2 separate regions of the Homo sapiens genome follow, and region 2 is linked to region 1. The links are chromatin loops, found by intact Hi-C in ENCODE. Cell type or tissue: HepG2. All regions are shown on one strand. Each heading gives the region's core, and the rest is flanking DNA. Links, peaks and the distances in the headings are about the cores only.

The links. Hi-C counts contacts between places; a loop is a spot of excess contacts. Peaks named below come from ENCODE experiments on the same cell type or tissue, not always from the same donor. Only the 100,000 strongest peaks of a DNase experiment are listed, where the experiment ranks them.
Region 2: it touches region 1 in a loop (22-fold over the local background); 55 of 110 quality-filtered maps call a loop at or near these places.

What each region holds. Positions count from the first base shown.
Region 1 is chr6:44,069,474-44,086,006 of GRCh38, forward strand. SCIRT (stem cell inhibitory RNA transcript) reads right to left here and starts at 5,179. Exons shown (of 5, transcript NR_125864.1): 1 at 5,024-5,179. RefSeq lists enhancers at 3,590-3,649, 3,690-3,789, 4,810-5,069, 6,190-6,259 and silencers at 3,870-3,949, 4,040-4,299. In HepG2, for the core only: a CTCF peak has its summit at 9,861 (motif pointing left); a DNase peak (open chromatin) is centred at 9,848.
Region 2 is chr6:43,602,493-43,619,025 of GRCh38, forward strand. POLH (DNA polymerase eta) reads left to right here. Exons shown (of 11, transcript NM_006502.3): 7 at 1,400-1,519; 8 at 2,123-2,246; 9 at 2,762-2,827; 10 at 8,062-8,231; 11 at 11,168-16,533. The coding sequence ends at 12,065. Among named protein-coding and RNA genes, the nearest start is that of GTPBP2, 19 kb to the right of the region's middle. RefSeq lists a silencer at 9,469-9,694. In HepG2, for the core only: a CTCF peak has its summit at 5,982 (motif pointing right); a DNase peak (open chromatin) is centred at 6,009.

The DNA of each region.
Region 1 (16,533 bases), core at 8,575-11,074:
CCATTTGGGTAGCTTTTTTTATTTATTAACTACTTTTTTTTTTTTTTTTTTGAGACGGAGTCTCGCTCTGTCACCCGGGCTGGAGCACAGTGGCTTGATCCCGGCTTACTGCAACCTCCGCTACCCAGGTTCAAGCGATTCTCCTGCCTCAGTCTCCAGAGTTAACTACTTTTTAAAAAAACCAAAGTAATATATTCTCGTGGCAAAAAGTCTGAACAGTTCAGAAACACATAAAGTGAAAAGTGGACTTTTCCATCCCTTCTCACTCTGGTCATGGAAAGCCCTTTCTGGTGACTCTGAAATTTTAGAGGCAGAAGGGCTAACTGGTTTTTATCCATTTTTTACACATATAGTGACATACTCCTCATCAGTACTTCTCAAACACGAGTATGCATCAGAATCATACAGAGAACATGTTAAAACCACAGACTGCTGGGCTCCAGCCCTAGTGTTTCTGATCCCGTAGTTCTACGGTGGCCCAAGATTCCAGGTTTCTTTTTTGTTTGTTTTTTCAGACAGGGTCTCTCTCTGTCACCTGGGCTGGAGTGCAGTGGCACCATCTTGGCTCCCTGAAACCTCCACCTCTCAGGCTCAAGCGATCCTCCTGCCTCAGCATCCCTAGTAGCTGGGACTACAGGCTAATTTTTTGTAGAGAGGTTTTGCCATGCTGCCCAGGCTGGTCTTGAACTCCTGGGCTCAAGCAATCCTTCTGCCTTGGCCTCCCAAAGTGCTGGGATTACAGGCATGAGCCACTGCAACTGGCTGAAGATTCTGGATTTCTAATAGGCTCCATGCCCATGCTGGCAGAGGGCACACCCTTCATGGAGTAGCACCACCCAAGGAATGTCTTGCCACTTGCTTTTCTACTTAGTGAATATCAACACACAACCTCAACCTCACTCTTTTCAACCACTGCATACTATTGGTGTTTGGAGGCATCATAACATATCCAATCCGTGCCCTATTAATGGACTTAATGTTGCTTCCAGTTTTTCAGGTTTGGAAGCAAAACTGCAATGAACACACTTGTATGTATACTTTGAACACTTGTGACATTTATAACAGTGCATCTGATAAATTCCTAGATATGGAACCCTCGAGTCCATGGTTTGTGAATTAATTCTTCTCATGTATACTGCCAATCCCCTTCACAGGTGCAACTGTCCTCCCCCCCAGCTCTGAGGATGTCTGTGTCCACACAGTGAGGGGTTGCCCATTTTAGTTGTTGTCAATCAAATTGGCGAAAAGAGAATCTTCTCATGTCTTCATTTTGATTTCTTCTATTTTGACTGAGGGTGAGCATTTTCACCTGCTTGTTAACCATTAGTATCCCCTTACCGGTTTATGTGCTTTGCCCATTTTTCTATTCGTTTTTATTTTCCTTATTGACTTGTAAAAACTCATCGGTCATCTATGTTAAAAATATTTTTTCCAGACGGTTGTCTTTAGAATTCAGGATATTACATTAAAAACACATTTTTTTTTCAGAGATGGAGTCTCACTGTGGTGCCCAGGCTGGCCTCAAATTCCTGGGCTCAAGTTATCCTCCCACCTCAGCCTCCCAAGGAGCTGGGACTACAGGCATGTAACACAACACCCTACGTCATATTTTAATACAGCCAATTTTAAAAAATTCTTTCCCTTTGTGACTCCTAGGTTTTGTGTCAAACTTTCCCCAATCCAAGAACATACACTTTTAGACTTTCAGATGTTTTCTTCTAGTAATTTTATGGTTTCCTTTTTACATTTAAATCTTCACTCCATCGGGATTTATTTCAGAATAAGAGATGAAGTGGGGAGCTGGATTTCTTTTTTTTCCCCCTTAACAGCTAACCAGTTGTCCAATTTGATTGAATAATTCATCTTTTCTCCTCTGATCTAAAATGTCATTTTATCATATATTTAATTTCCATTTGTTCACGGGTGTGTGTCTGGCCTCTACTCTGCTCCTTTGATCTGCCTGTCTGTTCTTGTGCCAGTACCCAACTATTTTATTATTGGAGCTTTCTACAACATTTTAGTAGCACTAGTCGTCCCTTATAATACTTCTTTTTCAGGATTTTCCAAGCTCTTTTTGCATGTTTATTTCTCCAGATGAACTTTAATATAATTTGTCAAGTTCAAAAGATCTCGTTGTTTTTCACATCTTCCAACAGATGTGATTTTCGGACATCTCAGCCCACAGCCAAACAGAAACAAGTTGAGAATAGGGTGGGTTTGGTGGTCTGCCCTGGAGGCAGGCAAAGTGATGGTAACAGAAGTGATAGTTTATACGGAGAGAGTTGATGAAGTGATAAAGTACTATAAAAGTAGACACAAGAACTACGAAAATGTAGCCTTCATGGAATGAGCCGTTGGTGTGGGGCCAAAAAAGGCCTTGGATTTTCACTGTATTACAACCAGGATACTGATGGACCCTTGTAACCACAACCCTGAGTCATGAAGACTCACATGTTCTGTAACCTCTGATTAAAAGCCCGGAAAGCGTGTAATATCCACTAGTGATTCCTATCCAAAATATCTCTTTTTAAGGTTTCAGATATTAATGTCTGGAAAACTAGTATGAAATGGTTCATTCTTGGATGGTGACATAAACATGACATGTTACTGGCCTCTTTACAGTTTTCTCAAAGCCCACCTTCAAATTCCAAGGAGCTGCCAGCTCCGGGATTTGAATTCACTCTATCCATGGAAACAAAGCTGAGGGAAATGTCCCCAGACTTTCAGCCAGTTCAAACACAATAATAAAAAAAGGTTTACCTCATACATGCCTCCAACATATGAGGCATGTTATAGGCAGATTATATTTTAATCCTCAACAGCCCCGCTGGGTGAATGCTGTACTCCCATTACACAGAAAACTGAGGCTCAGAGGGGTCAAACAACTGGGGCCAGTTTAAGTTAGTACGTGACAAAGAGCTCTCAGCTACCTCCACCTGCACATTCCACAGACCAGTCCCCTTCAGTTCACTCCCACAGGGAGGTTCAAAACACCACCGACCCTATTCAGACATCCCTTTGCAAGGCCCTGTCACCTGTCTTGCCCAATGCCCACCTAGCCAGGAGAGCCAGGATGCACAGTGAGGAAGGTGGAATGAGGTGCCAACGTAGCCCATCCAGGGAAGGAAGACAGCCCCCCCCCCCCGGCCACCCACTTGCCAGTGGCCCAGGTGGCAGGCCAGCCACTTGCCAATCCCCTTCCTGATCAGGGATTCAGGAAGTGAAGAGAGTGCCCCTGGAAGTCAGGAGACACCTCCAAGATGAAGGCCCTGCCTGCCATAGCCTGACACAGCCTCCCTGTACTCCCTGGGTTGTCCCAGGACGCAGACTCTGTGCTTACCATACCACACCTTTGTCAGTGGTGTGGGCAGGGCCCAGCAGAGTCCTGGACACCCCAGGGAGTAGGAGCTGTGCAGGTAACATAGGAGGGGGTGAAAGGGAAATGAACTCCCTTGGGAGTTCCCCATCCCAGAGGAAATAAAAGTCAAAGCACTCCTTTGTTTTTTCTTCCCAAGCCCTTATAAGGGGCTTTATGGGGCTTGCCTAGGTTTGAGGTGCAGCAGAGGCAGGCGGGTGAGGGCCTCCAGGCTGAGAGATCCTGGGGCAAAAGTGAAACTATATGGTCATGAACACGGGCATGTTCTGAACTCTGTGAAACCCTAGCCCAGGACCTGGCTGACTGTACAATCCGTCACCCGGCACACCGTAACAGAAGACCCTACTACGCGCAGAGGACAGTACTATTGGGGTGGCAACTGAAAAGGGTCCTGGCTGGAGGCGGGGTTTGCTGGAGGGGTAACAGAGCGTGCGCGGAGTGGAGAGGGTACGGAGGCTCACCGCCCAGCATCCCCAACCCCGGCGCTCAGAAGAGCAGCGCGCTCCGGAGCTCGGCGCGCGCGATCAAAGCCGGCGCCGCACGCGCACGCGCGCCCGCAGCCGCTCCCCCGCCCGCGCCGCTCCGGCTCCCGCGCGCGCGCACTTGAGGCCTCCCTTGTGCGTCTCCTCCATTCGCTACGTGCAGAATGGTCCGTCGGCAGCAGCTGCAGCGCTGGGTGGGAGGGGGAGGAGGAGGGGAGGGGGAGGCGGCGCCCAGGTCTCGGGGAGGGGCCGCGGCGGCCCTGGAGATAGAGGGGTGGGGGCGAAGGGGTGGGCCCCCGCAGCGGGGAGGACAGAGGGAGAGTCCGGGTGGGCTCGATGCTCAGCCTTCCCCCTCCCCCGCTCCCGCTTCTTTCTGCGAGGCCATTACGGCCATCTCCCGGCCTGAGCCTCCTGGAACCAAGCCGACCAAGAGGGGTTTCCTCCGTGTTGTCTCGTCCCCAAAACCCAGAATCCAGACCCAAGAAAGAACCACTCCTGCTGACCCCTCCTCCCGCTACCCGTCCCAACCGCATTCCCAAGCTTTCGTGGAGGTGACCCAACAGCAAGCACTTCCCCACTCCGCCTTTCATGGGGTGGGGTCCCTAAGAGGTACTGCAGACTAACTCCTCTTTTCATCTCTTACCCCACCTGGAGGAAGAGGCATGGCCAGGATGGACACCAGAGCACATTTCCCAGCATTTCCAAGGGGAAAGGGCAGCATCTCAGCATGCAGACTCCAACATGGCCACAGAAAGGTCGAGTGGCGCAGAGGAGCAGGCTGCTGCCCAGGCCCCTAGGGCCACTTCCAAAGGAGTGTGACCACGACTAGGTTGCTGTGGACTCACTCGCATTACAGGGCTGCGCCCTATACACCTGTTTGTAAAGGGTCCTCCTAGAATGTAATGGTGAGGGACCACCAAGCGGTGGACCAAGAATTCCAAACAGACCAGCTCCCTGCCTTGCCAGGAAACCAGATGTGGCCCAGATGTCCATAGCAGTTCCTCCCACAGGGTGGGACACCAGCTATTCTGTGCAACCCCTCCCAACCCTTCTTCCAGGGTCAGGGAGGAAAGCTGGCAACCTCCGTTGTCCCTTCCCATTTGGGTTGCTAGAAGGGAGCAACTCACTCATCCTCCTCTTCCTGCCAAGAGCCACCTGGGCTTACCTCTCCAGCAGCCACCTAGGTTCAACCTGTGGTCTAACCTCAAGCCCTCTGCTGACAGGTTAAGTCAAGATCGCCGGGAAGGAAGGCGTCCAGTTTCATTACACACACAGACGTACACACACACCCGACACCGACCCACGCGCCTGGGCTCTGCACAGTGGCTAGACCCCAAAAAGCCGATTCTCCTGTTCCCTCCGTGGTGGCCTCAGTCTTTTGGCGGCGCCCTCTGCTGGCCACTAGGAAGTGCAGGAAAAAACAGTCTGCCCATAGACGCTTGGTGGATCTGGGAAAGGGGACAAGAGGCAGAGAAACAAGTGAAAAGTGGGAGCTGAGAGCAGCGCTGGGCTGGCCACAAACAAGCGAGGCATGGTGACGCCTTCCTGGAGGTGGGGAGTTTTGAGCCAGCTTTCCATGGGCCTAGGGAGACAAGCCGAGCTGGCAGATAGGGGCTCAGGACACCCCAGGAGTGGCCCTTCCTGTGTGCTGAGCCCTACCCCTGTCCTGGATGGCTCATACACCCACTAACTCATATGGCTGCTGTGCCCTGCTTGGGAGTCCTTCCTGTCAGCCTCTATTGGGGTGGTGGGTGGGGAGGAGCAGCCATGGAAACCCTGATCCTTCTAGTCATAGTCTGGCTCCCTGGGGCTGTGAGAGGTGTCCCCAAAGAGAAGCCTCCAATTGACAAACCTCTGCTCCACCCCACCCCACATACACAGAGGATGGCCCAAGCCCAGGTCCCTGGCATGGTGGGGCAGGGGCCTGAGTCACAGCCTGGCGTGACCCTGCCCAGTCCCCAGGAATGGCCAGCTCGTCCAGAGGTGAGACCCAGGTCAACAATCCATCAGTCTGCCTCCTGCCACCAGGTATCCTCCCCATCACGTCCTACACGTGGGGTGGGCCAGGACAGTGCTGGGCAGAGCTAGTGTTGGGCCTGTGCCTGGGGGCCACCAAGGGGGCCCGGAGAAAAGAATGGAGGGGTTTTCACTTCCTGAGCAGCAGGAGGAGCCAGCTGGGGTTAAAGACAGGAGGGACTGGTTGGGCCTACAGGCATTTGGAGTCTCTCCCTGCCTGCTGGGTGAGGGAGGCAGCAGGTGCCAAGAACTGCTAGCTTCTAGGACCTGACCCTCAAGTTGCTTCTCCTGCTGAGGGGCTTCTAGGGTCACCCTCAGGGCCTTGACATCTGCACACATCTGCACAGGCCCTTCACCAGGGACTTAACCTCCAAAGGCAGCTCCTGCTCCCAGCCTTCACAGGCCCCCCTAGGGCCCAAGTCCCCAGACCCAACCTCAGTCTGCAAGCTGGCCAAGTCAGAGGTCCTGGCTGCCTGGACCACTCCCAAGCAGTAAATGGCACTGTGGGCTTCCTCCATCCTGTCTTCCCCGCCCCACTTCATTGATTCACTGACTTCCAACTTACTGGTCAGGCCCCCTTCCAGACCCTGCCTGGATGAAGAGGACTCCCAGAAGCAGTGATTGAAGGCCTAGGAGGATACAGAGAGCCAGGTGCTTTAATTGGAGGTAATTAGTTAATTTACTCTGAAAGCAATGGGGCAGGGCGGGGACAGGGGGAGGAGAGGGGAGGGGAGGAGGTAGGGGGCTGTGACCTAACTGGGCTCAAACTCTCAAACTCTGGTCAGCCTCCTTCTGGACCACAGCAAACCTGTGTGTACCCACCCACTTAGGAGACCCTCTCCTGGGCCCCAGGTCAGAGCAAGACCCAAAGTGGACTAGGGTGGCTCTGCAGAAAAAGCAGGTGCCCTGGGGTGGTGGGAACAGGCCTTTTGAGGTTAGGGAGGTGTGGACTGGCATGAGGGAATTGGAGAGGTGCAAGGAGCTCTGGGATGGGAACTGGTCCCTCTCCTGTCACGTATAATTCCATCCCTCCCAAGGTCATTGCTGTCACCCAAGTTAGGGGCCCAGCCCCCTCCTTTGGTCAGTGAAGTCCCAGGGCAGCCCATTTTAAATACAACGGGGCCTGAAGGCTAACTTCTGGCCTTCCTGCTTCGGGAAATCATTCCAATAACCGGGAAAAAAGGGGGCCCGAGGACAGAGCCCCTGCCGGGCCCCAGGGGGAGTGTCGTCGGCTCCTTTGCGTCGCCGGCCGGCGGCGTGGCGGGGACTCTGGCCGGCAGCCTCCCGCGCCGTCCGGAGCAGCTGACCCGCTGGCGGTGGGCCAGGTCGCGGCGGGGCCTGGAGGCAGCAACGTGCGGCGCGGCATGTCGCGGGCGCCGCGGCAGGGAAATGTGGGGGCGGGCCGGCGCGCCCCCTCCCCCCCGCCTACGCTGGCCCATTCATAAAACCTGCAGGCGCTGCCCGGCCTGGCAGCCTTGGTCTCCTAATTGCAAACTCATTAAGGAGTTTGCATCTCATTTGCATGGAAATCATTTCCTGGCCCTAAACAGAGAAACTTCCCGCCCCTCCACCAGCCCCTCTCTGCCCTGCTTTACCCATGCACAGTCTGGGAGAGGAGAGGGGGCATATCTCTGACCTGCGCCCCTTCCCTGGCCTCACCACCACCCTCCCACTTTAGGAGTTGGGGAAGGGATTGGCAGAACACCCACCCAGCCAGGAGCCCTGCCTGTGCCCCAGGTGAGCCGGCCCTGCCCTAGTGGGTCCAACTGAGGGGAGGTGCCTGCCAAGTCATTTGCCCCCCGGCCTGGCCGTGCCCAGGGAAGGGAGGAGGCGGTCGGCAGTTGGCCCCAGCAGCTGGTTGTACCTGGCAGGAGGTGGGTGAGGCTTTTCGTGCCCAGCCTCACGTACGTGCCCTGCCATAGGCCGTGCCCCCACCCCCACACCCCTCACCCCACAGAACAAGCGCCTAGTGACTGCAGAAACAGACACCCAGTCATGGCACACAAAGGCACCCACACCAGGCCAGCCATCATGGCTGCCCCCCTGGCAGCCACCCTGGAGGGCAGACAGATGCCTTCACAAGCCATTTTGTCTTTCTCCAGCTTGGTGCCAGGACTGGGGGTGGGGGAAAGGGTTTCTCCTGAGACTTCTCTGAGTAAGGGGGCCCACAGAGGGGTTTCCTTATGTACCCCAGCTGTGGCCTCTTGCCCCCTCTCTCCTGTAACCCATGTTTACAGAGGCCTCCAAGTGCTCTACCCTGCATGGGGACCTGCCCAGGCGAGGGGGTCACAGGAGCCTCCAACCCAGGAGGGGAAGTGAGAGATAAAGCCCCTAAGGAAGGGACACCTAAGTGCCTCCCCAACCAGGGTCTGTCCTTCGTGTCCCAAGTGTGTGTAGTGGAGGGAGTGCTCCCCAGTTTCCTGGGGGTTGAGGTGGGGCGGTATTCTAAACCTTTGGAAATGGAATAGAACTACCTAAAGTATATGAAATTAGATACTACTTGGGACACTATGTCTTGGTTCTGTATGTCCTGGGACAGTGTAAAAAGTGATCACAAAATTTTCAACATCACAGTCTAAAATAAAAACCTGCCTCTTGTCTGCCTCCTCAGACATAAACCTGCTTACGCTTCCCATCTGCCCACACTCCCACCTGCTGTATCTGAAGTTTCTCCCTTCCTTTGCTAGGGCATAAAGGGGTGGGCAAGGATGTTCTGGAACACTGACCACACATCCGTCCTGAGTATGGCTGGACTGACCCTACCCTCCCAGCTCCTGGAGCAGTTGGGTTCCAAGTGCCATATGTGTGCGTGGTTCAGGGGTACTGGAAGAAAGTTTTAGAATGCCTATTTATTTTTCATCGAATCCTTTTTTCATTTAGTGTGAGTGTGTTTTACAAGGTAAACTATATAAAAACATACTCATCTGACGGGTGCGTACTCAACAATCTTTTTTATTGCTAAGGGCACATGATCAAAAAAACTTCGGAGGTCACTGGCCTAGACTTCAGGTGGGGCAGCTGTGGGCAGGGGATGGCTTGTCTTGTCCATCTAAGTATCCAGCCTGACACATGACTAGTTCAGAGCCTGGCAGGGAGCAGAGGTCAGGGACACAGTATTGAATGAATGAAGTCCACCCCTAGAACTGACAGATGAGGAAACTGAAATAATTCTGGGGCGGGGAGATTGCTCAGAGGAGGACATGGGCAGGTTGAGAGAGTCTCCCCTCATTGCTGCTATGTCTGCAGCCTGCCCGTGTCCAACACCCAGCACCCACACAAACCTTACTTCTACCCACCCCAGGGAGCACAGCTCCCTCCTCTGCCTACCAGCAGAGTGGCCACCTGTCTTGAGCTTCTTACTGGATCCTGATTAGCAGAGCCAGACAGGGTTGTCACCTGCCATATCCCTCTACGTGGCAGAAAGTCTGTTGCCAGCTTTGTATCCTAGAACTCTCTGGAAGTCAATCTGGTGTAGGAGAAAGAATTTAGGCTCCAGACAGGCGTCAGTCCTCATCCAGCTTGGTGACCTTGGGCACAACACATAACTGGTATAAGCCTCAGTTTCCCAATCTGTATCTTGGGACCAATATTTGTACTTACTGTACAGAGTTGTTGTGAATGTTGAGTAGCCCACTGTGTGTGTAGGCTCTGGCATATACTAGGTGTTCAGTAAGATTCCTGTCCCTCTGTGTGCAGCAGGTGCCCCATGAAGAATCTGTTGAATTGTGATTTGACATCAGCATGGGAAGGAGAATTCCGAAGGCAGACAAATGAGCCTTTGCTCCCTCCTCTGCCTGCTGGCACGGTGCCCACCAGTCTGAGTTCTGTCCTGCACCTTCCTGCAGAAATGAAGCAGCCACTCTGGCAGCCTTGGGTCCCCTCCAGGCTCATCCACTCTGTGGTGGGGTGTCCTCCTCCTTTTCTCCCTTACAGCTCCTTTCCCTTTTTCTGTGCTGCCTTCACTTCAAGCATGAGCTGAGGGTGACTCCTGGTGGCCATTCATATAACTGCAGAATCCTGACCATTGTCACCGCCACCTGGAAGTGCATGAAGTCGAGTGTGCAAGGAAGCCATTCTTCACACTTTCCCTACACCTCCCAACTCCCTGTCAGGGCCCTGGGGAGCCTCAGGGGTGGCCACTCCCCGGGGACTCCACCCTCCGAAGTTCCACCTCTAAGGGCTTCACTTGCCTGATGGGTGGGGACGATCAAGGAGGCCTCTGCCCAGATCCTGCAGCACCAGGCCTGCCCCAGGCAAAAAGCAGGACAGTGGCTACTCTTCCCTCAAGTGCCACTGAACACTTTGCAGGCATCATTTTGTCCAATTCTTATCACTGGAGCCCATTATCACAAAGAAGAAACCAAGGTTAAGCAACTTGCCAAGGGTCACACAGCTCCTCAGTGCCCAAATGGTGAAATGAATACAGGTGACACTCAGTGGGACACCAGACCAGCCCCTGGGGGACAGAAGAGGCCTATAGGAAGGAGCCTGCCATGGGGTTAGAAGCCTCAGATTCTGACCCGACCTTGCCCCAACTAGTGGGGTGGCCTCCATCAAGGGCCTCTGCTCACTGAGCCTCAGCCTCCTCGATGGCATCATGGGGCGGAGGACAGAGCAGGATTCTCAGATTGGCTGTACATGGGAATCACTGGGAGGATTTTTCAAATACCCATGTTTGCCCAGCCCTGACTAAGGAAATCAAAATTGGTAGGGGTTGGCTAAGACAAAGGTAATTTTAAGAAAATATTTCTAGGTGATTCTATAGGCAGCCAGGGTTGAGAATGGGTCCTCTAGGAGTTCCCCATCTTCAGACTTCCCAGCCCTCTAGAGGTCAGCTCCCCAGGGCTCCCCTCTGTCCTAAGGGCTCTCCAGATAAACTTTTTTTTTTTTTTGAGACGGAGTCTCGCTCTGTTGCCCAGGCTGGAGTGCAGTAGCGCAATCTCAGCTCACTGCAAGCTCCGCCTCCCGGGTTCACGCCATTCTCCTCCCTCAGCCTCCTGAGTAGCTGAGACTACAGGTGCCTGCCACCACACGTGGCTAATTTTTTTTGTTTTTTTTTAGTAGAGGCGGGGTCTCACCGTGTTAGCCAGGATGGTCTCAATCTCTTGACCTCATGATCCGCCTGCCTCAGCCTTCCAAAGTGCTGGGATTACAGGCGTGAGCCACCGCACCCGGCCCAGAGAAACTATCTTAGCTTGTCTACCCAGACCCACAAGAAGCTGCCTCCCAACCACCCAAGGGGACACAGGCCCATCAACCCTTTCCAGAGGGGGCACAGTAGGCTTGAGACTCTTGAGTCTCTGACCCCCAGCCTGGCCTCTGGGGTGGGGGGAGAGAAAGTCATAGGGAGCTTAACCTCAACAGGATGAAGGCGCCATAATTAGGGTCAGGCGGTTGGCTCAGCCTGCGGAAATCCCCAGCTTAGTAGGGATGGGGAGTGGCACTGCAGCCTGCGGGAGGGTTCAGGGCAGAAGTGAGGGGGCAGGGGGAGCCCAGGCACATGGAAACCCAGGACCTAGGCCCCAATTGCATCCTGAGAGGGCCCACTGGGGGCTTCTCAACACAGTTCACTCCCTCCCTGGGGTTGCTGAACCCCAGGGAGGGAGGGAAAGGCTGACCAGCCCCCCAACCCCAGAGACCCTACTGCTCCCTCAGGCTGGGGTGCATCAGGATCATCCCCCTACCCCAGCCTTTGTCAGGAGGAGGAGGGCACCGGTGGGAAAAGGCTACGTGAGTGTTCCCAGGGCGACCCAGGCTTTTCTCCTGACTGTAATCCTCAGGCCTTGAGAGAGGGATCGCTTTCCACTGTGGAATGTAACAAAGGGGACAAAATGGGGCAGGGGAGGGGGGCAGAAGCCAGGGAGGGAAGCTTGCAGGGTGGTACTTTTAGCCCCCAAAAGGCCCTCCAGGAGGCAGCTGCACAGAGAGAACCCCCCTGCCCCCATGACTCCCTGAGCCTGTCATCCAGCTCACCCCAGGGCACAGGGTCTCATCCTGGGTTGTCCAGGTGTCCCCCCGCAGACTCCTGCCATGAATCCCAGTGCAGGGGGATTTGGATGATCACCTTTGCCAGCCACTCATTTTGCAGGGGAGGAAATATTCCAAGAGATGAAAACTAGCCAAGACCACGCAGCACCAGAACCACTCCCAGAAGCCCCGGCTTCCCCAGAGACTGCTTCAGTGAGCCGGCAAAAACTGAAGCCTGCAGCCTCAGGAGTTCCCACACACACCTAGGCCAGAATCCCTCTGCCCCGCAGCAGGACACCCCTCCCTCTTGCCCTCCAGGGTCATGGGCTAGACATGGCAAGGTAAGCAGAAGGCAGATGCATACTAGTCCACACAAGCTTGTGACGGCTGGGACTAGGGGCCAACCTAGTGGCTCCCACGTTGAGAATCAACGCCAATTCCAGGAAGCCTTCCCGGCTAACCCCCAAAAAGCTGGCAATACTTCCCTCCCACAACACAGCCTTGGCTCTCGAAGGCTGTCCTCTCCCCCAGCCTCACTCTGACTCATCATGTAGGTCCCGCATGGGCCTCAGTTCTCCTGGCCATGGGCTCTCCCCATACCTTAACCTGGGAACCGTTGTGGGCAGGACCATGTGGGACAAAAAGGTCCTGTGCCCAACCCAGCACCAATCACAGGGAGGCCTGGGGATAAGCAGGGGCTCTTGGAAAGGGGGCAGAACTCAGCTCAAGTCACAGAACCTGGGAAGGACCTTCAGTGGAAAGCCGCTTCAAATGTCATCTGGGATGAGCATGGTGGCTCACACCTGTCGTCTCAACACTTTGGTGAAACTGAGGCTGGAGGATTGCTCAAGGCCAGGAGTCGAAGACCAGCCTGGGCAACATAGCAAAACCTTGTCTCTCTGTGTATTTTTTTAATATTAAAAAAAAAAAATTTAAGGTCATCTGGTCCAGTCCCTCGTGCCTCCCAGTTGGGAGGCACTGAACTTCTCAACACTGCAGAAACAGGCATCTCTTCATATATTTAGTCATTCAGTCATCCATCCAATGAACCTTGCCCAACTATCTTCTACATCTCCGCAGCCCAGGCAACCCAATCCATTCTCAAGGCACAGACTAAATCCTTACCAAATAGAGTCAAGGGTCCATCCATTTCCTCTCCTGGGCCTAACATGGTGCTAAGTGGAAGTAAAAGGTGCTGATCAGCAACGGCCACCCACTTTTATGTTGCACGGTGGCATTCTCACCTGGCTTGCACATCACCAGGTGATGTTCATTTCAGACTCAGCCACCATTCCAGACAGGTTGTCCCTCACTGGCAGATGGGAAGCTGAGGCTGAGCAGGTGAAATGGTCTTGCAGCTGGAAGAAAGGTAGGGCCAGGACTTGGCCCAGGCAGCTAAGCTCCCAGCCCCAGATTCATTTTACACACCCACTCCCAGCCCTCCACCAGCTTGGGTTTCATGTGGAAACAGGATTTCCCCCGGGGGAATGAAAATTTGATTTTGGCCCCTAATTATAAAAATAATAACAGTGAAGATGGATCAGAGGCCTGCTGGTCTCAGTGCTGTGCTGATTTTGCTAAATGCACAGGTGTCAAGTGTTGCCCACAGAACCCCCCACCCCTCCTCGGGGCCAGGCTCACAATGCCCTTGGCTGGCACAGCTGCACATGCAGACACACACGCACGCACACACATGCATGCATGAGTCCCTGCACGTCCCAGGAGATGTGTCCCACCCCCTTCATTCCCCTCTGATAACCCAGCAGCTTCCAGCAGGACAGACACGTACCCTTCAGGCTGGCCATGTCAGGCACGTGCCAGACCAGCTGCCAGGGCCCAGAACCTCAGGCCTGCTGGGCTCTAGAAGGTGACTTTCTCCATAGCTGACCCTGTTCAACCTCAGGAAGGATGATAACTCTCCGGGATGTGAGGGATGTGAGACCCCACCCAAACCCTCTGCGGAGTCAGTGTCCATGCAAGGTAGGGTTTAATGAGAAGCCTCAGGGAGCCCCCCAGCTTCCTGTGGGCACCCAGCCCCTGCTGGAGTCCTGGGGAGAGTGGGCATACTCTGAGGAGATGCAGAGAAACAAGCAGAGGCTGAGGTGGGGCCAGCAGGGCTCCAGCAGGAAAGGGGGTGAATCTGGGAAGGGTAGAGGTAATAGAGATGCATGGAGAGGGCTTGGCCGAGGAGTGCTAACTGGGTAGTTGGAATTTAAGAAAGAGAAGACCCGTGTGACCTGGGAAGAGATTAGGAAATGGGCTCTAGAGCAGGCAGCACTGGGTTTGGATCCTGGCCCTGCCACTTATAAGCCGGGTGACGTTGGGCAGGTGGCTTACCCTCTCTGAGCCCCTCCATGTCATCTGCAAAATGGGCATACTAATAGCACCCAGCTCACAGATTGTGAGAAGAAAACGAGGTCCTCGGTGTAAAATGCTAAGCGTTGTGTCCGGCACACAGAGCCTGCTCAATTCACGGTAGCTGTTCTTTGGAAAGTACAGAGGCTCTGAGAGAAAACCCTGAGAAGTGAGCCACAGCCTACCCTGTGGGCTGTTAGAAAGGGGGTCCACATGGGTGAGAGGCAGCAGAGGGGCTGGGGCCAGGGACCAGGGCAGCCTCTGTCCTTGTCACTCTTGTCTTTGAAGGGTATGACAGGGTGAAGAGGTAAAGACAGCCACTGCTGCCCTGCTGGGGTCTTTCCAGGGAAATTGTGAGGGTCCTGGGGAGCTTTTCTCCACCCCATGCCTGCATCATTCAGATGAGGGGGCCAAGGGCCACAGAGAAGAGACTTGCCCACGGTAACTCAGAGAGTGAGGATAGAGGTAGGCCTGCTAAGCCCTAGTCAACTTCCTTTTCCCTGCCCCTGCTCAGAAAGAGAAGCCAGGGGCCAAAGACCTAGAAACCACATTCCCTGGGAATAGAGATGCAAGACTCTGCTCCTGTTCCCATCCAAGGCTTTGACTAAGACCTTGCTGAGGCCTGGAGAACTCGCGTGCTTCCTCTAAAGCCCAGACCGAAGACACCTCCTCTGGAAAGCCTACGCTGACCGGTGATGGCTGTCCTGCCAGATGGCCAAGCTGCATTCTGCCAGGACAGGCTCATACCCTTCGGGCTGGCCATGTCGGGACGTGCCAGACCAGCTGCCAGGGCCTGGGGCCTCTTTTGAGGCTTTGACTTGGCCCCCACCCTGGTTCGTGGACCTGTTATTTCCCCATGCTGAGCTTCAAGGTTCTGAGGCCAGAGACAGGGTCCTAGTCAAGTTTGAGGCCTCAGATCCAACACCATGACCCAGCCCAGTGCTTTTGTGCGTGGAATGAAGGAATCCTGACCATGCTGGGCTGAGACCTGCCAGGGCAAGGGCCCCAGGAGTAGGCACAGGGCCCTGGGGCATAGCCATCCTGCCCTGGCCTATCCCTGCCCCATGCCTGAGCCCTATGCTAAGAGCAAGTTCCTGTTGCAAGCTGTACCCTGTCCCAGACACGTGGCATTTACCAAAAGGGCAGAGACAGTGAGAAGGGCCTCCCCTGTGCCATCCACTCACAAAGGGGCTGGAAAGGCCAGCAAGAAGGAGAGGAGTCATATTTCAAAGGGCTCTGAAGATGTCACAATGACGGCAATGCTCACCACCTCAAACCGCCCAAGGAGCCATATCCAGACTAGACAATATAAGAAACAGCTGCAGAGCAGCCAGAGGACAGCAACCCTACCCCAGAAATGGACATGAGAGATAAACAGACAATTAAACAATTGAGGCCAGGAGTTCGAGACCAGACTGGGCAACATAGTGAGAATCTGCCTCTTTAAAAAAATGTTAAAATTAGCTGGGCAAGGTAGGGTAGTGTGTGCCTATAGTCCTAACTACTGAGGAGACTGAGGTGGGAGGATCACTTGAGCAGAAGTTGAAGGCTACAGTGAGCTATGATCACACCATAGCACTCCAGCCTGGGTGACAGAGTGAGATCCTGTCTCAAAAAAAAAAAAAAAAAAAAGAAAAGAAAAGATGCTGAAAATCATTATACATCACTCTACCTCTAGTAGATGGGAAAAATTCGAAAGCTGGATAAAGCCCAGCATTGGTGGGGATGTGAGTGACAGCCCCATCCCCACAGGGCATGTACTAGGGGAATTTGGCAGCTCATTCATAGAGTGGGTGGACAGGAAAATGTGTGGCTGCACATCATAGGGTTCCATGTAGCAGTTGGAAGCAACAAGGCTAGATTTTATTTTGATTGATTGATTGACTGCACTCCGTCACCCAGGCTGGAGTGCAGTAGCATAATCATAGCTCACTGCAGCCTCCAACTCCTGGGCTTAAGTGATCCTCCCGCCTCAGCCTCTCAAGTAGCTGGGACTACAGTTGTACATCACCATGCCCAGCTCAAGGCTAGATTTTATACAGTGTTGACTCAATGAGATCTATAACACAATGACATTTATCAAAGTAAAAAGAAAAATACGTGCTTACAAAAGAGTAATGCCCACCTGCAGGAACCATACAAACAAAGGCATCAAAGACAGTAAAATGGGGAAACAAAAGAAGGGTGTGAGGAAGGGAGGAAAGGAATAAACACCAAACGAGAAAGGTCAGTGATGCCAGTGAGCCTGCCATGGCCTGAGTAACACTAGCCACACCCCCGGTCCACAATGAGGACCACATCTGAGGTCCACAGGGAGGAACAGTCCCCAAGGTCCTC
Region 2 (16,533 bases), core at 5,003-7,502, 470 kb before region 1:
AAGCAGTACTGATTTGGAGAACTTTTTAGCACAAAGAAGGGAAAGTATGAGATATTTTCAGTGAACTGGGACCTAAAGTAGTTTAGCTGCACCATATTGAGGAGGATAATGGAAATAGACTGAAAAGATGGTTTAAAGACAGATTACAGGGAGCCTCAAAGGCTGGGCTAAAGAATTTTGACTTTTTTTTTTTTGAGACAAGTCTTGCTCTGTTGCCCAGGCTGGAGTGCAGTGGCGCGATATTGGCTCACTGTAGCCTCCACCTCCTGGGTTCAAGCGATTCTCCTGCCTCAGCCTGCCCAGTAGCTGGGACCACAGCTGCATGCCACTACGCCCGACTAATTTTTGTATTTTTAGGAGAGATGAGGTTTTACTATTTTGGCCAGGCTGGTCTCAAACTCCTGGCCTCCAATGATCTGCCTGCCTTGGCCTCCCAAAGTGCTGGGATTACAGGCATGAACCACTGTGCCCAGCTGACTGTTTATATTTAGGTTATGTATTCCTTTTTTTTTTTTTTTTTTTTTTTGAAACAGAGTCTTGCTCTGTCTCCCAGGCTGGAGTGCAGTGGCACAATTAAGAGCTCACTGCAGCCTTAACCTCCTGGGCTCCAGCAATCCTCCTGCCTCAGCCTCCCAAGTAGCTGGGAGCACAGGCACATGCCACCATGCCCAGTTAATTTGCTGGAGTACAGTGGCACAATCTCGGCTCACTGTAACCTCTGCCTCCTGGGCTCAAGTGATCCTCCCACCTCAGCCTCCCAAGTAGCTGGGACTACAGCTACATACTACCACACCTGACTAATTTTTTTGTATTTTTTTTGTTGAGACAGGGTTTCGCCATGTTGTTCAGACTGTTCTCAAACTCCTGGGCTCAGGTGATCCACTCGCTTCTGCCTCCCAAGTGCTAGGACTACAGGAGTGAGCCACTGCACCTGGCCTTAATTTTTTTTTGTAGAGTTAGGGTCTTACTTTGTTGTCCAGGCTGGTCTCAAACTCCTGGACTCAAGCAATCTTCCCGCCTTGGCCTCCCAAAGTGGGATCATAGGTGTGAGCCATTGTGCCTGGCCAGATTATATATTCTTAAGTAAAGTTTTAGCCATGGAAGGGATTTATTTTGTGTTTGGGATTTTAATCCCCAAACAGGACAGCAGGCGTTGTACAATTGAACGTTTTATATACAGTTTACTTGATAGTTAATCAAGGACTTTAACCTTTTGGTTATGTTATTTTTAATCTTCTTCTCAAATTCTAACTCCCAGAGTAACTGAATTCCCAGAATATATGCTCTCATTTGTCCTGAACCTTTTGGAGAGCTGTTTACAAAGTAGAATGTCTTACGTTTGCTGCTAATTAGATAGTTATGATGTGACCTATCAATTCTTTGTCTCCTTTGTTATCAGCCGTAGTCTTGGAGGAAAGCTAGGGGCCTCTGTCATTGAGATCCTAGGGATAGAATACATGGGTGAACTGACCCAGTTCACTGAATCCCAGCTCCAGAGTCATTTTGGGGAGAAGAATGGGTAAGTGATTCATTTTTTTTAAAATCATAACCTTTATGGAGATGCTATATTCAAATATAGACAAAACCATCTAGTAAAATCCAGACCTATCTTTAGGTTAACATTTGTTTCTTGAGATTATTTCACTGGTTCTTCTTGCTTCAATATCTTGGGTCACTATGGCCCATCAGTCTAGAGTAGTTTTTTCCATGTACCTAGGTGGTTGATAGATAAGATTTGTTACTTTGATGCCTGAGTATATACTAATTACATCATTCATGCATGCTGAGATGCTATATTCTCTTAAAATCCTTGTGTTTAATGCCCTAGCAAGCACACACACATTTTGGGATATGAATCAGTGGCTTGCTTGGCATTTTTCCAAAAATACAAATGATGACTTGGCTTTAGAAGACAAAACCAGTGTTCTCATTGTCCATATATTGCACTGGAATTCACTGAGAAGGGCAGGGGTTTCGTCAGAGGTCCGGTACACTAAATTTTGGACAAGGTTTTCCTTTTTCATGAAAAAGATAAAAGGGCAATATAATATAGTTATTTGGTTTTGTTTTAACAAGAATAATCATTTAATTTCACCTTAACGTTTTTTGCTGGTCTTATTAGGTCTTGGCTATATGCCATGTGCCGAGGGATTGAACATGATCCAGTTAAACCCAGGCAACTACCCAAAACCATTGGCTGTAGTAAGAACTTCCCAGGAAAAACAGCTCTTGCTACTCGGGAACAGGTAAGCTGGCATTCTTGACAGAACACTACCTCTTTTAAAGGGGTCAGTGGGTAGGTTTTGGTAGCTGTGGAAGGTTTAATAGGTTAGAGGAGACCTTTATAAAGTATGAAGAAAACAGATGTTCTGTCCTTGGGTTGAAAATTGACTAGTTTATGATTATTACTTTTTTCTCTTTCGTCTATCGAAATAAAATGGAATTTCTCATTTGTTTAGTAGATGGAGACTTGGAAAGCCTAGGATATTATGCTTCAAGTTTGGGTCTTGTCTTTTTCTCAGAGCTGGAACATGCTTGAAAGTCACCTGATGGCAAACAAGCAGGAAAAGAAAATGAAAGGCTTGAGCTAGGGCAGGACAGAAGGACTGGGAACATTTCTATGATCTGGTGATCCTTTGATTATGGGGAGTCTTTGGTGCACAATTCTGTTTGGGAGAAAAAAAAGAACAAATAACACCATCTAGTTCTTAATAGACTTCGAGTGTTTAAATGAAAGATTAAAGTCTCAATACTTTTTTAGGTACAATGGTGGCTGTTGCAATTAGCCCAGGAACTAGAGGAGAGACTGACTAAAGACCGAAATGATGTAAGATTTTCTTTCTTTATTCCTGGGGTGGGCTTTGCAATTTACATATCAGCTGCTCTTTACCTTATGGAGCAGGAACAAAGACAGAAAAAAGTATTAGCATAGGAAATATCCGTTTTCTTTCTTTTTTTTTTTTTTTTTTTTTTTTGAGACATGGTCTCACTCTGTCTCCCAGGCTGAGTACACTGGCACAATCATGGCTCACTGCAACCTCTACCTCTTAGGCTCAAGCTCTCCTCCCAACTCAGCCTCCTGAGTAGCTGGGACTACAGGTGCATGCCACTACAACTGGCTAAATTTTTTTATTTTTTGTAGAGACAGGGTCTTGCTAGGTTGCTCAGGCTGGTCTTGAACTCCAGCCAAGGAAATTTTAAGAAATCTTTTTAAATTTTTTAATTTTTTAATTTTTTTTTGAGACATAGAGTTTTCCCTCTTGCTGCCCAGGCTGGAGTGCAGTGGCATGATCTTGGCTCACTGCAACCTCCGCCTCTGGGTTCAAGTGATTCTCCTGCCTCACCTTCCCAAGTAGCTAGGATTACAGGCACATACCACCACACCCGGCTAATTTTTTGTTTTGTATTTTCAGTAGAGACGGGGTTCTACCATATTGGCCAGGCTGGTCTTGAATGCCTCACCTCAGGTGATCCGCCCACCTCAGCCTCCCAAAGTGTTGGGATTACAGACATAAGCCACCACGCCCAGCCAGTAGTGGCAGTTTTAAGCACATTTTATTGTGTATATTTGATGTTTACAACATGATGCTATGGGATACATATAGTAAAATGGTTACTATAGTGTAGCAAATTAACGTATCTATCATTTCACATACTTTTTTGTAAAAAAAAAAAAAAGTAGTTAAAATCTACTTAAAATCTCTAATAGAATTTTATTAACTATAGTCCTCACTTGTACATTAGCTCAATAGACTTGTTCACCCTACGTGTCTGCTACTTTATATCCTTTTACTTACATCTCCCCATTTCCTCCTCCCCTCCCCCATCCCAGGTAACCACTGTTTTATTCTCTATCTCTGTATATTTGACTTAAAAAAAAAATTCTGAGCATTGTACATTTTTCTTTCTAATGTTAAAGACATCTGATGATTAGTTTCTCTCCTTTTTTTTTTTGAGACTGAGTTTCGCTCTATCGCCCAGGCTGGAGTGCAGTGGAGCAATCTTGGCTCACTGCAACCTCCACCTCCCAAATTCAAGCGATTCTCCTGTCTCAGCCTCCCGAGTAACCGGGATTACAGGTACCTGCCACCATACCCAGCTAATTTTTTTATTTTTAGTAGAGACGGGGTTTTACCTTGTTGGCTGGGCTGATCTCGAACTCCTGACCTCAGGCGATCTGCCCATCTTGGCCTCCCAAAGTGCTGGGATTACAGGCATGAGCCACCGCACCCGGCAGTTTCTCTCTCCTTTTTAAATAGCTTTATTGACATATACTTTACATACCACAAAATTCACCCATTTAAAATAATTCAGTGGTTTTAGTATATTGCAGAGTTCTACAACTATTCTACAATTTTAGAGCATTTTTATCACCCCCCAAAAGAAATCCTGTGCCCATTACCAGTCACTCCCCATTTCTCTCCCAGCTACTCCCCAGCCCTAGGCAACCACTACACTGCTTAACTGTTCTGGACATTTCATATAAATGTGGTCTTTTGTGAAAATATGTGGTCTTTTGTGACTGGCTTGAAGTCTTTCACTTAATATGTTTTCAGGTTCAGCCGTATTGTAGCATGTATTAGTACTTAGTCATTTTTTGTTTGTTTTGTTTTTGTTTTTTGAGACGGAGTCTCGCTCTGTCACCAGGCCAGAGTGCAGTAGTGCAGTCTCGGCTCACTGCAACATCCGCCTCTCCAGTTCAAGTGATTCTGCTGCCTTAGCCTCCCGAGTAGCTGGGATTATAGGCACGCGCCACCACGCCCAGCTAATTTTTGTATTTTTAGTAGAGATAGGGTTTCACCATGTTGGCCAGGGTGGTCTCAATCTCATGACCTTGTGATCTTCCTGCCTCAGCATCCAAAAGTGCTGGGATTACAGGCGTGAGCCACTGCGCCCGGCCAGGACTGACACCTTTTTATGGCTGAATAATATTCTATTGTATTAATATATACCATATTTTGCTTATCTACTTATTAGTGAATGGACATTTGAGTATATTTCCACTTTTGGCTATTATGAATAATGTTGATATGAACATTCATCTACAAGTTTTTGTGTAGACACCTGTTTTCTTTCCAGCATATACCTTGGAGTATAATTTCTGGGTCATATGTTAACTCTATGTTTAGCATTTTGAGGAATCGCCAGACTGTTTTCCACAGTGGCTACACCATTTCACATCCTTACCATCAATGTAAGAGGGTTCCAATTTTTCCACATCCTTGTTACTGACTTTTTAAATTTTAGCCATTCTAGTGGGTGTGAAATGGTATCTCATTATGGTTTGGCTTACATTCTCTGATAATCTTTTCATGTGCTTGTTGGACATTTGTATATCTTTGGGGAAATGTTTGTTGAAATCCTGTTCCTGGGCCGGGCGTGGTGGCTCAAATTTTTGGAGGCCGAGGTGGGCAGATCACCTGAGGTCAGGAGTTCGAGGGTAGCCTGGCCAACATGGCGAAACCCTGTCTCTACTAAAAATACAAAAATTAGCTGGGCGTGGTGGCGGGCACCTGTAATCCCAGCTACGCAGGAGGCTGAGGCAAGAGAATCGCTTGAACCTGGAGGTGGAGGTTGCAGTGAGCCGAGATTGCGCCATTGCACTCCAGCATGAGCAACAAGAGCAAAGCTCCACCTCAAAAATAAAAAAGAAAAAACAAAAATCCTCTCCCCTTTTTTAAATTGGGTTGTCTCTTTATTATTGAGTTTTAACATGTCCCTTGTCAGATACGTGATTTGCAAATATTTTCTCCCATTCTGTGGGTTTTCTTCTCACTTTCCTAATGGTATTGTTTGATGCATCCTCTTCTTTTGAAATGTCTTGGAGTTCTACAAGTCAACTGTACATGTCAAGAATAGTCCAAAACTGCTCGTTGCTCCTTTTTAGCTGGAATGGGTGGTAAATGTTTGTTCCTTTGGTAGGCATCATAAAGAGGGATTTGATCCAGTTGCGTTATCGCCCTTTTCCGCTTTTGCCCACTAGGTGGCACTTGTTTCTCATCTCTCTCTAAGTCCCTGGGGCCTTTCTTTCCACTTTTTTTTCCTAAGAGACAGGGTCTTGGCTGTCATCCGTGCTGGAGCACAGTAATACAACCTTAGCTCACTGCAGCCTTGTAGCCTCAACCTCCTGGGCTCAAGTAATCCTCCTGCCTTAGCCTCCCACAGTGCTGGGAGTACAGGCATGAGCCACTGTGCCTAGCCTTTTCTTCCCTCTTTGTATCCAGTGGGGATCCCTGAAAATCTATCTTTTAAGCTTCAAAGGACTTTATGCCAAAAATAATTCAGGACATAGCAGATCCTATCACTTCACTGTTTAAAACATTCCAGTGGTTTCCCTTCACACTTAAGGCATATTAAGGAATTTTTTAAAAGTAATTCTATAAAGCCAAATATAATCTAATTTCTTGCTACTTCTCTGACCCCATCTCTTATCTTCCCCTCACTTATTCTAGTCTCCACTTCACTGGCCTCCTTCCCTTTATCTAACACACTAAGTAAGCTCTTACTTTAGCACTTCCCGTTTCTTTGCCCTGGAGACTCTTTGTTCATATATTCTTAATATTTGCTTCCTTGATTTATTCAAATCTCTGTGCATGTATTACATTCTCCAGGAGGTCCTCCCTAGTTACCCTATCACAGCAGCAGCCTCCATCACTCTCTGCCTTATTCTGCTTTTCTTCATAGCACTCATCTCTGTGGTCATTTCTGTTACATGTCTATTTTTTATTATCTATAGTTCCTACTACAACATAGGATCCATGAGGACCTGGACTTTATTTTGTTCTCTCCTGCATCTCTAGGCACTGTCTAGGCATGCAGTTATAGTTGAATAATTTTGGTCAACAAGGACTCCTTTATAATTGCTAATTTGTATTCCCTCAAGATATATAAATCCATACAAATGTATTTTTTATCCAAAAAGTAGTTCCTGCTCTTAGCTTGTTTGCCTTAGGGATACTTCTTCTCACTAGCATCTTTTGATAGGGGTCCCTTATGTAGAATTTTCACCTTCTTATATTTCTGCCTCTTGACCATTATGTCTCAGTTTGCTGAGATTACAGCATTCAGATGCTTCAGACTTCACTGAAAAGTGAGTCATGATCTTGCTCTCTCAAGGCAGGCTCACTATATGGTATCTTCTCTAGATAAGCTGTAAAAAGGTGTTGGTAGAAACTTCTGGAATTGGTGGCGAATGTTTGTTTACCATAAGAGCCCCAGGGCAGAAAAAAAGATATGACTTGAAGCCTAGTTCCACTTTGCTTTCAGACAATTACTTACCTGAAACCTTCCTTCAGTCACAAAATAGTATCTAGTATTGTAGATATTTGTTATAATTGTCCTGCTTAGACACCATGAAAAACATTTAGGGGAGTCCCATTTTCATTTGTGCTGTCCTGTTCCCATCATCTGTCAAAACATCCTAGGATACTCCGATGTTCCATAATCCAAATTATGTCTTCTTCAGTTACTTTTTACACCCAGAAATAGCATTAACACTTTTTTGTGGAACCATGTAATCAGATTTCTATTCAGAAAATGCATTCTGTTGCATATATATAGATTCTTTTTTTTTTTTTTTTTTTTTTTGAGACAGAGTCTTGCTCTGTCATCCAGGCTGGAGTGCAGTGGCACCATCTTGGCTCACTGCAACCTCTGCCTCCCAGGTTCAAGCAATTCTCCTGTCTCAGCCTCCCGAGTAGCTGGGATTACAGGTGCCTGCCACCACGACTGGCTAGTTTTTTTGTATTTTTCAGTAGAGATGGGATTTCGCCATGTTTGCCAGGCTAGTCTCGAACTCCTGACTTCAGGTGATCCACCTGTCTCAGCCTCCCAAGGTGCTGGGATTACAGGCGTGAGCCACCATGCCTGGCCTCTTTCTCTTTTTTATATTTTATCTTTACTCTTTGCAGAACTCAGTTTACCTTTATTCTTGACTTTTAAACTACTGTTTCCAAACCATTGTCACCCTGGTTCTTTTAATTTCCTCTCCTGCAGTTCAGTACCTAGAATTCAGATGCTCCTCATAACTTTATTTCTGGTCTCCATCCTTTCCACCCACAGAATGACAGGGTAGCCACCCAGCTGGTTGTGAGCATTCGTGTACAAGGAGACAAACGCCTCAGCAGCCTGCGCCGCTGCTGTGCCCTTACCCGCTATGATGCTCACAAGATGAGCCATGATGCATTTACTGTCATCAAGAACTGTAATACTTCTGGAATCCAGACAGAATGGTGAGTTCTTTTCTAGCTCATCTTCTCAGAATAGATGATGATTCTTAGCTCTGTCTTAGCTCTACAAGACATAATTTTTATCATAAAGTTCCTCATTGTGTCTAATCACTCAAATTTTCACATGAGCTGAATTTCAGAAGATGAAATATGCTTTTATGTACAGATTAGTCCTTCAATGAGGTAAAGGGTAAATGTCATTTTAAAGTTATTATTAAAGTATCGGCCGGGCGCAGTGGCTCACGCCTGTAATCCCAGCACTTTGGGAGGCCAAGGTGGGTGAATCACCTGAGGTCTGTCTCAGTTCTACAAGTAGTAGGAATCTCTGTCTTAGCTCTACAAGTAGTAGGAATCTGAGCTCTTCCATCTGGGATAGACTCTGACTCAGACTACCAGTACCTGTTACTCTGGGAGAAAATACAGTACCAACCTCAGAAACAAGACAGCTCAGCACAGATCCTTTGCCGACAGCTGATACATTCCAGTTCCCAGGAGGTTAGACCCTTACTCTGTATTGGCTTGGTCAGGGAAATGACCAGTTGCACTTGGAGAACAGAGCTCAAATTTCAAGGATACATTTGGGAACTTCAAACTACTTGATTGTTCTATCTTAAAAGCATATTTCTTGATTATAAAGGTGACCTGTGTTCACTGATATTCTCTATCTGACATCCCAACTCAGTTACAAGCTCCACTGGTATTATACCAAATGTCATATTCATTAGTAAACTTCACTTCTGTTGGTCATGAAATATAAGCCTCTTTTTGGAGCATCTTCATTTTCTGTCCAGATATTAATGATTTTCAGGATTGGAATCCTTTAATTGCATATTTAATAAAGCCCTTACTTTTTTTAAAGTATTCCAAATTCACAATAGAAATATAATTATGAGAGAGAGGTAAGTCAGTTGCTCACTTACAGATGTATATTGAATATTATACAAAATAAAATCAAAGTTTAGTTAATCGCTTATTACTTATCTAAATATATTGGCAGTATAATTATGTGTACAGACCTATAATATGGTGGAGTCTCCTAGTCTTTGTTCATAGGGCCGGGCGCGGTGGCTCACGGCTGTAATCCCAGCACTTTCGGAGGCCGAGGCAGGCAGATCACCTGAGGTCAGGAGTTCAAGAGCACCCCAGCCAACATGGTGAAACCCTGTCTCTACTAAAAATACAAAAATTAGCCAGGCATGGTGGTGGATGCCTATAATCCCAGCTACTTGGGAGGCTGAGGCAGGAGAATTGCTTGAACCTGGGAGGTGGAGGTTGCGGTGAGCCGAGATTGCGCCATTGCACTCCAGCCTGGGCAACAAGAGCGAAATTCCGTCTCCAACAACAACAACAACAAATAAATAAATAAATAAATAAAGTCTTTGTTCTGAGAATAATTTACTTAATACTTCCTGATATATTTATTTTCAAATATTGAAGTTTTACAAAACCAAATAACAACCGTGGTACTAATGTACACATGAAACCTTATTTGAAAAGTTATAAATTGACAAACTATAACAAATACTACTCACCAACGGTGTGAAACTCCGTGATGCACAGGGAAGCATCAAAATTATCTGATTATAAGACTGTCCCAAAGCATGAAACCTGAGGATATTGGGATACTTTTTTTTTTTTTTTTTGAGACGGAATCTCGCTCTTGTTGTCTAGGCTGGAGTGCAGTGACGCAATCTCGGCTCACTGCAACCTCTGCCTCCCGGGTTCAAGCGATTCTCCTGCCTCAGCCTCCTGAGTAGCTGGGATTACAGGTGCCCGCCACCACGCCCGGCTAAATTTTGTACTTTTAGTAGAGACAGGGTTTCTCCATGTTGGCCAGGCTGGTCTCAAATTCCTGACCTCAGGTGTTTCACCCACCTCGGCCTCCCAAAGTGCTGGGATTACAGGCGTGAGCCACTGCACCCGGCCAATAGTGTAATAATAACTTTAAAATGACATTTACCCTTTACCTCATTGAAGGACTAATCTGTACATAAAAGCATATTTCATCTTCTGAAATTCAGCTTATGTGAAAATTTGAGTGATTAGACACAATGAGGAACTTTATGACAAAAATTTCTGATTTTTTTTTTTTTTTTTTTGAGAGGGAGTCTGGCTCTGTCACCCAGGCTGGAGTGCAGTGGCGCAATCTCCGCTCACTGCAACCTCTGCCTCCCGGGTTCAAGCAATTCTTCTGCCTCAGCCTCCCAAGTAGCTGGGTTACAGGCGTGTGTCACCACACCCAGCTAATTTTTGTATTTTAGTAGAGATGGGGTTTCACCATGTTGGTCAGGCTGGTCTCATACTCCTGACCTCATGACCCACCCGCCTTAGCCTCCCAAAGTGCTGGGATTACAGGTGTGAGCCACCGCTCCCGGCTATCACAAGAATTTCTTAAAATGTTTCTGAAATTGGGACTAGTAACGAAAAGCAGTTGTGGAATTTCATTCTCTAGAAATTCCAGAGTGGTAAGTCAGTCAGGGTTAGGTAGTGCCCTGTTTAAAAACAGGATAATGGCTAAGAGGATTTTTTCAAGTCTTTCTAGTCTAAATATTCTAAAGCTTTTTGTTGTCCTGAATAAAATTTCTTGCCCCAACCCTGAATTACAGCAGCTTTCCAGTGGTACCTTATAAAAAACAATAATCTCTAGCTGTCGGGAGGTGAGTGGTTGCTAAATTAGTGGTTCTCAAGACATAACATCAGCATCACCTAGGAAATTAAATTCTCTGTCATCCCAGGTCTGTTAATCTCTGATACACATTAACGTTTGAGAACCACTGCAGTAAAGAATAATTTCTGTGGCAGAACCAGAATGCTAGTCATCTATGGATTAAATCTGTCCTATGGTGAAATAAAACAGATACAATTCATGGAATTAGCAATAGGTCACTATTTTAATCTTCTAAATTGCTAATCATCTTATTTCTTTACTTTCTGTATAGGTCTCCTCCTCTCACAATGCTTTTCCTCTGTGCTACAAAATTTTCTGCCTCTGCCCCTTCATCTTCTACAGACATCACCAGCTTCTTGAGCAGTGACCCAAGTTCTCTGCCAAAGGTGCCAGTTACCAGCTCAGAAGCTAAGACCCAGGGAAGTGGCCCAGCGGTGACAGCCACTAAGAAAGCAACCACGTCTCTGGAATCATTCTTCCAAAAAGCTGCAGAAAGGCAGAAAGTTAAAGAAGCTTCGCTTTCATCTCTTACTGCTCCCACTCAGGCTCCCATGAGCAATTCACCATCCAAGCCCTCATTACCTTTTCAAACCAGTCAAAGTACAGGAACTGAGCCCTTCTTTAAGCAGAAAAGTCTGCTTCTAAAGCAGAAACAGCTTAATAATTCTTCAGTTTCTTCCCCCCAACAAAACCCATGGTCCAACTGTAAAGCATTACCAAACTCTTTACCAACAGAGTATCCAGGGTGTGTCCCTGTTTGTGAAGGGGTGTCGAAGCTAGAAGAATCCTCTAAAGCAACTCCTGCAGAGATGGATTTGGCCCACAACAGCCAAAGCATGCACGCCTCTTCAGCTTCCAAATCTGTGCTGGAGGTGACTCAGAAAGCAACCCCAAATCCAAGTCTTCTAGCTGCTGAGGACCAAGTGCCCTGTGAGAAGTGTGGCTCCCTGGTACCGGTATGGGATATGCCAGAACACATGGACTATCATTTTGCATTGGAGTTGCAGAAATCCTTTTTGCAGCCCCACTCTTCAAACCCCCAGGTTGTTTCTGCCGTATCTCATCAAGGCAAAAGAAATCCCAAGAGCCCTTTGGCCTGCACTAATAAACGCCCCAGGCCTGAGGGCATGCAAACATTGGAATCATTTTTTAAGCCATTAACACATTAGTGCTGCCCTCAGGCTTGCCTGTAGGATTTAATATTTTTTATCTTTACAGATCTTTATCTTTAATATTTTATCTTTACAGATTTCCCTGAGAAAGGGAATTATGAAATTTTTAATACAAAAAATAATCCATTTAGGTGCTGAGTTACGGTCCCATCTCTTCACAGGCATGGATTCTAATCCCACTGCTGACAGAGATGTAAAAATTCATCCTACCAGAGTTTTTAATCTTTAGCATTTAGGGAGGCAGTGTCATAAAGTAAAAAGTGTGTGGGCCTTGGAGTCTAAGAGACGTGGTTGCAAACTTAGCTCTGGTTATTGCAATGAGGGCCTTGAACAAGTCATTTTCTTCACATTCTCATCTGTAAAATGGAGATAATACCTTACAGATTATTGCAGATTAATAACAATGTATTCAAATTATGTAACTCGGCCGGGTACAATGGCTCACGCCTGTAATCCTAACACTTTGGGAGGCCGAGGCAGACAGATCACCTGAGGTCAGGAGTTTGAGACCAGCCTGGCCAACATGGCAAAACCATCTCTACTAAAAATAGAAAAATTAGCCAGGCACGTTCCAGGCACCTGTGATCCCAGCTACTTAGAGGCTGAGGCAGAAGAATTGCTTTAACCTTGGAGGCGGAGGTTGCATTGAGCTGAGATCATGCTAGTGCGCTCCAGCCTGGGCAACAGAGCGAGACTTCATCTCAGAAAATAAAAAATAGGGGCCAGGCACAGTGGCTCATACCTGTAATGCCAGCACTTTGGGAGGCCAAGGCGGGCAGATCACGAGGTCAGGAGTTTCAGACCAATATGGTGAAACCCCATCTCTACTAAAATTACAAAAAAAATTATCCAGGCGTGGTGGTGCACGCCTGTAATCCCAGCTACTCAGGAGGCTAAGGCAGGAGAATCACTTGAACCCAGGAGGCAGAGGTTGGAGTGAGCTGAGATCGCGCCACCGCACTCCAGCCTGGGCAACAGAGCGAGACTCCATCTCAAACAAAAACAAGAACAAAAACAAACATAAAGTTGGCACAGAAAAGGGACCAAGTTTAAAAAAGGGTTTTAAATGTAATGAGACTTGCATAGTTAAAAAAAAAAAAGGGATTATTTTTATTTTTATTTTTTATTTTTGAGACGGAGTCTCCCTCTGTCGTCAGGCTAGAATGCAGTGGTGCGTTCTCAGCTCACCGCAACCTCCGTCTCCTGGGTTCAAGCAATTCTCCTGCCTCAGCCTCCCAAGTAGCTGGGACTACAGGCACGTGCTACCACACTCAGCTAATTTTTGTATTTTTAATAGAGATGAGGTTTCACCATGTTGGCCAGGATGGTCTCGATTGCTTGACCTCATGATCCGCCTGCCTCGACCTCCCAAAGTTGCTGGGATTACAGATGTTAGCCACCGATCCTGGCCCCCCCAAAAAAAGGATTTTAAGAAAAACTTCTCTTGGCCGGGCGCAGTGGCTCACGCCTGCAATCCCAGCACTTTGGGAGGCCGAGGCGGGCGGATCACAAGGTCAGGAGATCGAGACCACGGTGAAACCCCGTCTCTACTAAAAAATACAAAAAAAAATTAGCCGGGTGCGGTGGCAGGCGCCTGTAGTCCCAGCTACTCGGGAGGCTGAGGCAGGAGAATGGTGTGAACCCGGGAGGCGGAGCTTGCAGTGAGCCGAGAGCGCGCCACTGCACTCCAGCCTGGGTGACAGAGCGAGACTCCGTCTCAAAAAAAAAAAAAAAAGAAAAACTTCTCTTTAGGCTGGGTGCGGTTCCTCATGCCTATAATCCCAGCATTTAGGGAGGCTGAGGTGAGTGGATTGCAGGAGCTCAGGAGTTCGAGACCAGCCTGGGCAAGGTGGCAAAACCCCGTCTCTACTAAAAAAAATTAGCTGGGCTTGGTGGCAGGCGCCTGTAATCCCAGGTACTCGGGAGACTGAGGCAGGAGAATTGCTTGAACCTGGAAGGTGGAGGTTGCAGTGAGTTGAGATCACACCAATGCACTCCAGCCAGGGTGAGAGTGAGAGACTGTCTCAAAAAAAAAAAAAACAAAAGAAAAACTTCTCTCTAGCTCTGTGACGGGCAGTTCAGATAATACCTTCACCAGATTTACCTGTTTTCAGCTGAAGAATGTGAGATGAAGCCTTGAAACCCTAAAAGTGATATGGTAACTAGGGCAGGTCTTTCTGTACATAAAAGTGACTTAATAAACAGTGAATTTCATACAGGTAAACCCTATTATACCCTCAGTTCTAACCATTGGCCTATCTCTTGCGTTTTGTTCTAATGTAGAATTAGATTGCTACTTGACTAGTTCAGGAACTCTGTTTAGATCTGATAAGTCATAATCAAATCTTGCCAGGCGTGGTGGTTTATGCCTGTTATCCCAGCACTTTGGGAGGCCAAGGCAGGTGGACCACGTGAAGTCAGGAGTTCAAGACAAGCATGGCCAACATGGCGAAACCCTGTATCTACTAAAAATACAAAAATTAGCCGGGCATGGTGGTGGGTGCGTGTAATCCCAGCTAGTTGGGAGGCTGAGGCAGGAGAATCACTTGAACCTGGGAGGCAGAGGTTGCAGTGAGCCGAGATTTCCACTGCATTCCAGCCTGGGCGATAGAGTAACTCTGTCTCAAAAAAACCCACTAGATCATCTCTAGAACATTGCTACTCCCAAGTATGATTTGAGGAACAGCAGCCTCAGTATCACCAGGGAACTTATTAGAAATAGTCTCAGCCTCACCACTATTCCCACTTAATTGTAATCTGATATTAACAAGATTTCCCAATGTGGGTCAGGTGTGGTGGCTCATGCCTGTAATCCCACACTTTGGGAGGCCAAGGTGGGCGGATCACTTGAGGCTGGGAGTTTGAGACCAGGCTGGCCAACATGGGGAAAACCCATCTCTACAAAAAATAACAAAAATTAGGTGTGTGTGGTGACGCATGCGTGTAATCCCAGCTACTTAGGAGGCTGAGGCAGGAGAATCACTTGAATCTGGGAGGCAGAGGTTGTAGTGAGCTGAGATTGTGCCACTGCACTCCAGTCTGGGCAACAGAGTGACACTGTTTAAAAAAAAAAAAATTCCCAATGTGGGCCGGGTGCAGTGGCTCATGCCTGTAATCCCAGCACTTTGGGAGGCTGAGGTGGGTGTATCACGAGGTCAAGAGATCAAGGCCATCCTGGCCAACATGGTGAAACCCCGTCTCTACTGAAAATACAACTGGGCGTGGTGGTGCACGCCTGTAGTCCCAGCTACTTGGGAGGCTGAGGCAGAAGAATTGCTTGACCTGGGAGGCGGAGCTTGCAGTGAGCCCAGATCGTGCCACTGCACTGCACCCTGGCGACACAGCAAGACTGTCTCAAAAAAAAAAAAATTCCCAATGTGTATCTTAAAGTTTGAGAAATGCTGATCTAAAAGATACTAATGACCAGGTGTGTAGAGGACATTTTCTTAAGCCCTTAAGTACAAATTTAAGAGGTAAGTGCTTCAGCCATTAGGGTTACTGGCTTGTTCATCTTTCCCACTGAGTGTAAATATTTAGCTTAGGGTTTAAAATTTGTTATGTAGCTTTTTGCACTTGTCCATGTTTATACTACTGTATTATTATTATTTTTTTTTGAGATGGAGTCTCGCTGTGTAGCCAGGCTGGAGTGCAGTGGTGCAATCTTGGCTCACTGCAACCTCCGTCTCTCGGGTTCAAGCAATTCTCCTGCCTCAGCTTCCCGAATAGCTGAGACTACAAGCGTGCACCACCATGCCCAGCTAATTTTTGTATTTTTAGTAGAGACAGGTTTTCACCATGTTGGCCAGGCTGGTCTCTATCTAGACCTCGTGATCCATCCGCCTCGGCCTCCCAAAGTGCTGGGATTATAGGCATGAGCCACCACGCCCAGCCTATAGTACTGTATTCTTATTCTCCACTCTTGTGTGTGAAAAGTCAGCTCTTTTGGCTTTTCTGTTATGGGGAAACTTGAATTACACAGGGAACCCAACTGAAGAAAATGAACTGAAGTAGGTGGCGCTGGGTGAAGTGGGCCCAGAGAATGGTGTACACATCCCTCCCATACATATACCCAAACTTCTATTTTTTTATGTGACGGAGTTTCTCTCATCGCCCCGGCTGGAATGCAATGGCACGATCTCGGCTCACTGCAACCTCCGCCTCCCGGGTTCAAGCGATTCTCCTGCATCAGCCTCCTGAGTAGCTGGGATTATAGGCATGCACCATCACGCCTGGCTAATTTTTGTATTTTTAGTAGAGATGGGGTTTCGCCACGTTGGCCAGGCTGGTCTTGAACTCTTGATCTCAAGTGATCCACCCGCCCTGGCCTCCCAAAGTGCTGGGATTACAGGCCTGAGCCACCAGGCCAGCCCCAACTTCTACTTTTTATTTTATTTATAAATTGGGGGGGGGGTTCTATATTTAGTTTGAAGAGGTGGGGAAGATTTGAAAACCACTAGATTTACCA